Linked DNA regions of Homo sapiens: region 1 is linked to region 2. A link is an interaction called in ENCODE POLR2A ChIA-PET data of the cell type or tissue named here. Cell type or tissue: GM12878. All regions are shown on one strand. Links, peaks and the distances in the headings refer to the core of each region. The heading gives the core; the rest is flanking DNA. Region 1 overlaps UST (uronyl 2-sulfotransferase). Region 2 overlaps ZC3H12D (zinc finger CCCH-type containing 12D).

The links. Peaks named below come from ENCODE experiments on the same cell type or tissue, not always from the same donor. Only the 100,000 strongest peaks of a DNase experiment are listed, where the experiment ranks them.
Region 1: POLR2A ChIA-PET joins it to region 2 with 6 read pairs; 3 of 35 experiments call an interaction of 5 or more read pairs at or near these places.

The regions. Positions count from the first base shown.
Region 1 is chr6:149,035,592-149,038,500 of GRCh38, reverse strand. All of the region lies in intron 7 of UST (uronyl 2-sulfotransferase), which reads right to left. Among named protein-coding and RNA genes, the nearest start is that of UST-AS2, 4.4 kb to the right of the region's middle. RefSeq lists an enhancer at 341-926. In GM12878, for the core only: no CTCF peak of the experiment used is centred there; no DNase peak of the experiment used is centred there.
Region 2 is chr6:149,463,666-149,466,574 of GRCh38, reverse strand. All of the region lies in intron 2 of ZC3H12D (zinc finger CCCH-type containing 12D), which reads left to right. Among named protein-coding and RNA genes, the nearest start is that of ZC3H12D, 20 kb to the left of the region's middle. RefSeq lists enhancers at 421-470, 561-790. In GM12878, for the core only: no CTCF peak of the experiment used is centred there; no DNase peak of the experiment used is centred there; H3K4me3 peaks cover 204 bases; H3K27ac peaks cover 639 bases.

The sequences.
Region 1 (2,909 bases), core at 197-2,696, 430 kb after region 2:
TCTTCTAGTTTCCAGGGGTGGCTGCAAATTCTTGGTGCTCCCTGGCTTGTGACAGCATCACTCCAGTCTCTGCCTCCATCTTCACTGGCCTTCATCCTTGAGCCTCAGTCTCTCTCTCCTTTTAAGGGCACAAGTCATTGGATTTAGGGTCCACCCTAATCTAGTATGACCTCATCTTAACTTGATTACATCTGCAAAGTCTCTACTTCCAAATAAGGTCTCATTCACAGATATAGGGGATTAGGACTTCAACATATTTTGCAGGGGAAGGGGTCTCAATTCTTGGGTAACGTTAGGGGATTCACAACACTACCTAACAGAGATGTGAACAAGTGAACCAATGTAAGTCTAAGGTACTTTGCTAACTGTAAAAGCGCTATCCAAATGCAAATTGCCACTTTTAAAGGTTTTGGGTCAAAAAGGAACCAGTTTTAGGAAGACAGAGTTTCTCTCTCTTTAGGTTTGGGCGTCTGGCCATTGCTATGGGGCAGCACATGTTTGAGCTTTGAAGCCAAGAAGGCCAAACCCTATGGAAGAATCATGGCGCCTCGGAGGCCCCAGATGCCTTAGGAGTGGTCTTGCCCACTGGCTGGCCTTCTACCTTGCTGACCCAGGCAGCCCACGCTGGGAGGAAAATCTACGGCAGTGCTTCTCCAATAACCTCGGATTGTTTTCCCTACCTAATCCATTTCAGATTGACACTTTTGTAAATGACGATAAAAATAAATTGTCAGAAAAATGACCACAGCCACGTAAAATTCCCATCAAAGCTTCCAAATGCTGCTTCTTAATTTCTGCCCTTATCTCGTCACGGGCTGGTAGCAAGCAGCTTGCGGACTGGCACCGGTCCGTGGACCACACTTTGAGTCGCGGTGCTTGGCTGTGGCCAGGCCGCCGCAGGCACAGGGGCCCCACTGAACACATTCCTGCTCCCAGGCAAGAACACTCTTCCTTCTGTGCTGGAAGAGTGTTCGCCAGCCTCCAGCCTCATTCCAGGGGTCCTGCCTGGCTGGGGAAAACCCCCTCCCCCACACCTGGGCCTCCGTGTTTTCTTTGAGTTTGTTTTCCCACTGATTGACTTTCCCTTCAGTCTGGGCTTTAACAACAGTTTTCTGAGTGAACGCAGGCGATCCCAGCAACCCTGACACCACGGCTCATATGGAATGTATTTAGAGAGGGGAAAAAACTCAAATGGAGTGGTTATACGATTTTGAACTGGCTTGGACATAACATGGCTGGAATTTCGGAGCTGGCTTTTGTTTGCATTCGTCATGAAACATTTGTTATATGAGCTGCTGCTCCTGCTACCGGAGCAGCTGCGGCAGACGAGCCTTCACGATGGCTGCTTTTCCTTCTGTCTATGAGCAGACTGGCTGTGCTCACCCCCCGAGGCCTTCACTCCCCCACTCCATGCCTGTGCCGCCATCTGTGCATAACCTGGGGAACACGTTTCCCCCAAACTGACACCTAACAGCACAGGAAACGAAGATGTCCTTTTCCACCAGGTTATGTGGAATGATACCTTTAAATGGTCATACGCTCTGCCTCTGATCACAGGAGTCTGTTTTTATCAGTTCTTATAATTTACATTTCCTCCCACAAGAAACCTCCAGTACAGCCCTGATTTGTCTTCTAGGTAATTTTAAAATCATAGTATTAAGTGTGGAGCTTCATCATGGTAATGTCATCCAGTAAAAACCCAAAAGGGATTAATTAATCAATTACCGTTAAAGGATCTTGTTTTTGTTAGTTTTGCTTTTGAAATTTTACCAGTACTATAATCCCAAGATACAGATGCTGAAGGCAGTGCTACGGTAGTTTGATTCACATCATGGCTACACAGATACTGCATAAAAGATATGTGTGTGACAGATCTAGCTAAGAACGGTAAACACAAAGCTGGCAGCAGAATCTTAAAGTTCAGGTAGTTAGAACATTCCCAGTTAAATGTAGTGGGCTGATTACATGCCTTCAATGCCTGTCCTTTGAAAAACTTCTCTAAAATGACAGTGAAGGAATGATAATTTTATTAAAGATGGCATTTTATTAAAAGATGGATAAAATGCTGGAGAAGGATTATCAGTGGAAGGCAGGCCTCCACCAATTTCTGGAAGATGAAATGCGGTTGGAGGCACGCATCCGATTAGGCAAAGCAGACGAAGAGAGTCTGAAGTGCTGACGAAAAGGGACATGGCTCGGGAGTGTCAGCTCACCCAGCTGAGAGTCAGAGATGGAGTACCACTGGGTGTCCCCGACGGGAGAGCTGGGTCTGAGGCTGGCAGTCTAGGTATGAAGCAGCTGGGACCCCAGTTCCCTCCACAGCCAGGGGCAGGCAATCTTAGGATCAGTCTCCAGATAGTTTGGGCAGAGGCTCCATACCGATTTGCTAACCCAGAGGAGTGGGAAGGAGAGGTATGGGCTAAAATCCCAGCACTGGGGAAACTGGTGCATTCAGTGAGAACCTTCAGCGCCTGTTCCCACACCAGCAACCAGTTGCATGCATGCTCCACTCTCCTACCACACTTCATCTCCCATCCCCAAAGCAGATGTTTGGATAATTTTTCCGTGGGAAAACTGGACAAACTCCAGAGAGAAAAAAACTACAATCACTAACAAATATTTTTCCAGCAAAACCTCTATTGCTATTTGATTATCCTCAAGCGAGGTCCACTGGTCAATGAGCCTCCTTCATTGCACAGCACTTACAATTAGCTTTTCTTCGCTTTTTTTTTTTAAAGATGGGGTCTTACTCTGTCACCCAGGCTGAAGCGCAGTGGCACAATCTTGGCTCACAGCAACCCTGCAACCTCTGCCTCTGGGGCTCAAGCGATCCTCCCACCTCAGCCTCTCAAATAGCTGGGACTATGACTGTACACCCCCACACCCAGCTAATTTTTGTATTTTTTTTT
Region 2 (2,909 bases), core at 317-2,816:
TTGTGGTGGTGCTATTTTCCCTTGAGAATTAACTGAGGGTGGACTTGACTACATTGAAGAGATGCATGTGTCTCGGGGGTGACGTGAGGGAGGGTGTCATCAATTGTTCACTTTACTGCTTCAGGGACACAGAAAACGGACCTCATTTTCTATGACAGGCACGATATCTTCCCCTCTTTTTTAGGTAGGGGAGGGTACATCTTAACGTTTGCCAGTGTACATCAGGTGGGGCCTCCGTTTCTTCTGTCTCCTGGGCGACTCAGGCTCTGTGGTTCCTCTCCGCCCCCTCCCATCTCGGATGGCCTCTGGGGCCTTTGAGACCTGATATTGGCCGGAAAAGGGGTCTGGGGCCCTCACTGGGTTCTGTTGCACAGTGGCTGGGCTGGCCTGGCCTCTAAACGGGAAACATGGAAGTGGCCTTCTGGGAGCCATGCTGGCTTAAAGTGCTCTCTGCTCACTGGTGCCAGCTTGTCCATCCCCAGACAGTCCACCAGGCCTGGGGTCATGCGAGGGATGGGGTGTGGCTTCAGACTCACTTCTCCTCCAAGTCATGTTCCTCCAAGGCAGCCTTGCAGAAACCTGGTTTCTCTGAGGGGCTTGCAGCCTGCCCAGTCTGTGCTGAAAAACAAAGGTTCAGCCTCTTGTTCACAGTCTTGATGTTTCTCCATCTCCCCCTCCCCTATGGTTGGGCTGGGTGGAGCTGGAATTGGGGGGTGGGGTGAGGACCTCCTCCTCCTTCCATCTTCCCTCTTTTTCAGCTTCTGCTGGGCTGGAAAGGACCAGCGATCTGCTTCCTCTTCCCCCCCCCTTTTTTTTTTTTGAGATGGCGTCTCGCTCTGTCGCCCAGGCTGGAGTGCAGTGGTGCGATCTCAGCTCACTGTGACCTCCACCTCCCAGGTTCAAGTGATTCTCCTGCCTCAGCCTCCCGAGTAGCTGGAACTACATGTGCATGCCATCACACCTAGCTAAATTTTTTGTATTTTTAGTAGAGACAGGATTTCACCGTGTTAGCCAGGATGCTCTCGATCTCCTGACCTCGTGATCCTTTCTCCTTGGCCTCCGAAAGTGCTGGGATTACAGGTGTGAGCCACCACACCCGGCCTTCCTCTTCCTTTTGACCACAGATATCCCTGTTGATATTTTCTCCTCACTGTACAAGCCTCAGAGTTCAGCCTCAGTAGCGAAAGGGATATTTATCTTCTTCATTTTTTTTTTTTTTTTGAGACAGAGTCTCACACTGTCACCCAGGCTGGAGTGCAGTGGCTTGATCTCAGCTCACTGCAACCTCTGCCTCCCAGGCTCACGCGATTCTCCAGCCTCAGCCTCTCCAGTAGCTGGGATTACAGGCACGTGCCACCACACCCAGCTAATTTTTGTATTTTTAGTAAAGATGCGGTTTCACCATGTTGGTCAGGCTGGTCTTGAACTCCTGACCTCAGGTGATCCGCCCACCTCAGCCTCCCAAAGTGCTGGGATTACAGGCATGAGCCACCGCGTCCTTTTTCTTTTATAAACTTGTGACTATCCTAATCTTCCTTGAGAAAATAGCAGGAAAGGTCACATACGAGAGAGAGCACAGCAGTGTGAATTCAAAATGTCATCCTTGTCTGCATATGGGTTGGCTGCCAGGCTTCTCGGGAGAAGGCACGAGTGGCGTAGTGGCCCTTGGCTCTCTAAGAACTTATCCTTGCCCCTCCCTTTACACCTGTTGCCCGGGCTCATTCCTCGTGCTCCAGCCCCACTCCTGTCTTTCTGGTCCCTAGACCATGTCAGTTATGCCTGTGTTTGGATCCTTCCGGTCAGCTCTTCCCTTTGCTTCAGCTTCTCCTCTAGCTGCTTCTCAGCTGAGTTTCTTCTCAGCCATTCGTTTATTCAACAGCTTTTAAAGTGAGTCATTACAATTATTAGACACGATGCTGGGCACTGAGAGTTCTGTGGTGAGCAAGAGGAGCCCACGGTTTAAAGAAGGGAGACCCAGGCAATCCCCTGGATGGGTGCCAACGTTCCCCAGTGCCAGGAAGGAGCGGGAGGGTGCAGTGAGAGCTCGTGAGAGGGATCTGCAGGAGTCTAGGGAGTAGGGGATGCTTTCCTGAGGAAGTGAGGATGAAGCTGGGATCTGAAGGCGGAAGAGGATGTGGAGTGATCTAATTTGAGGCCAGGTTCTGTCTCACACATGGCTGAGTCCAGTTGATTTTGCCTTCTCAATATCTCAAATCTATCCACTTGTCTCCCTCCAGCGAAACCCCACTGACCCCACTGACTGAGTCTGAGGGACGTCTTCAGGTTTCACCAGTCACTTGGAGCAGCGTTTGGTGACCCCTTTTCCCCTGGCTTTCCTGATGCACATCCTCTGGTTTTCTTCCTCCTTCTCAGATCCGTCCCTCCTGAGTCCCATATGATATTGCCCCCCTCTACCTATAACCAGCTGCGAAGTCGCAGAGTTCCTCCAGCCCAGGCTGCTCACTTTCTCTCCAGGCGAGCAGGAAATTCTGTCCATGCTGTGGCCTCAGCTATTGCTTACACAGAGACGGCCTACAACTTTAATCACTCAGACATCTCCACTGAACCCTAGCTGTTTACTTAACATTTCCTCTAAGTGGAAATGTTAACAGCTCAATATGTGTCTAAAATAGAACTCATGATCTTTCCCTCTAACCCTGTTCCTTTCCAGAATTCCTGGTGTCAGTGAATAGCCTGCCATCCTCTTACACAAGCCAGAGATCTTGAGTCATCTTTGATGCCTTCTTCTCTATCACTCCCATATCCAATCAGTCATTGAGTTCTGGAGATTTGACCTTCTAAATAAATATCTCTCAAGTTCACCTACTCTTCTCCCTCATCCACCACCATCAGCTTAGTCCAAGTCACCGTCAATTTTTGCTATGTCGCCCAAGCTGGAGTGCAGTGGC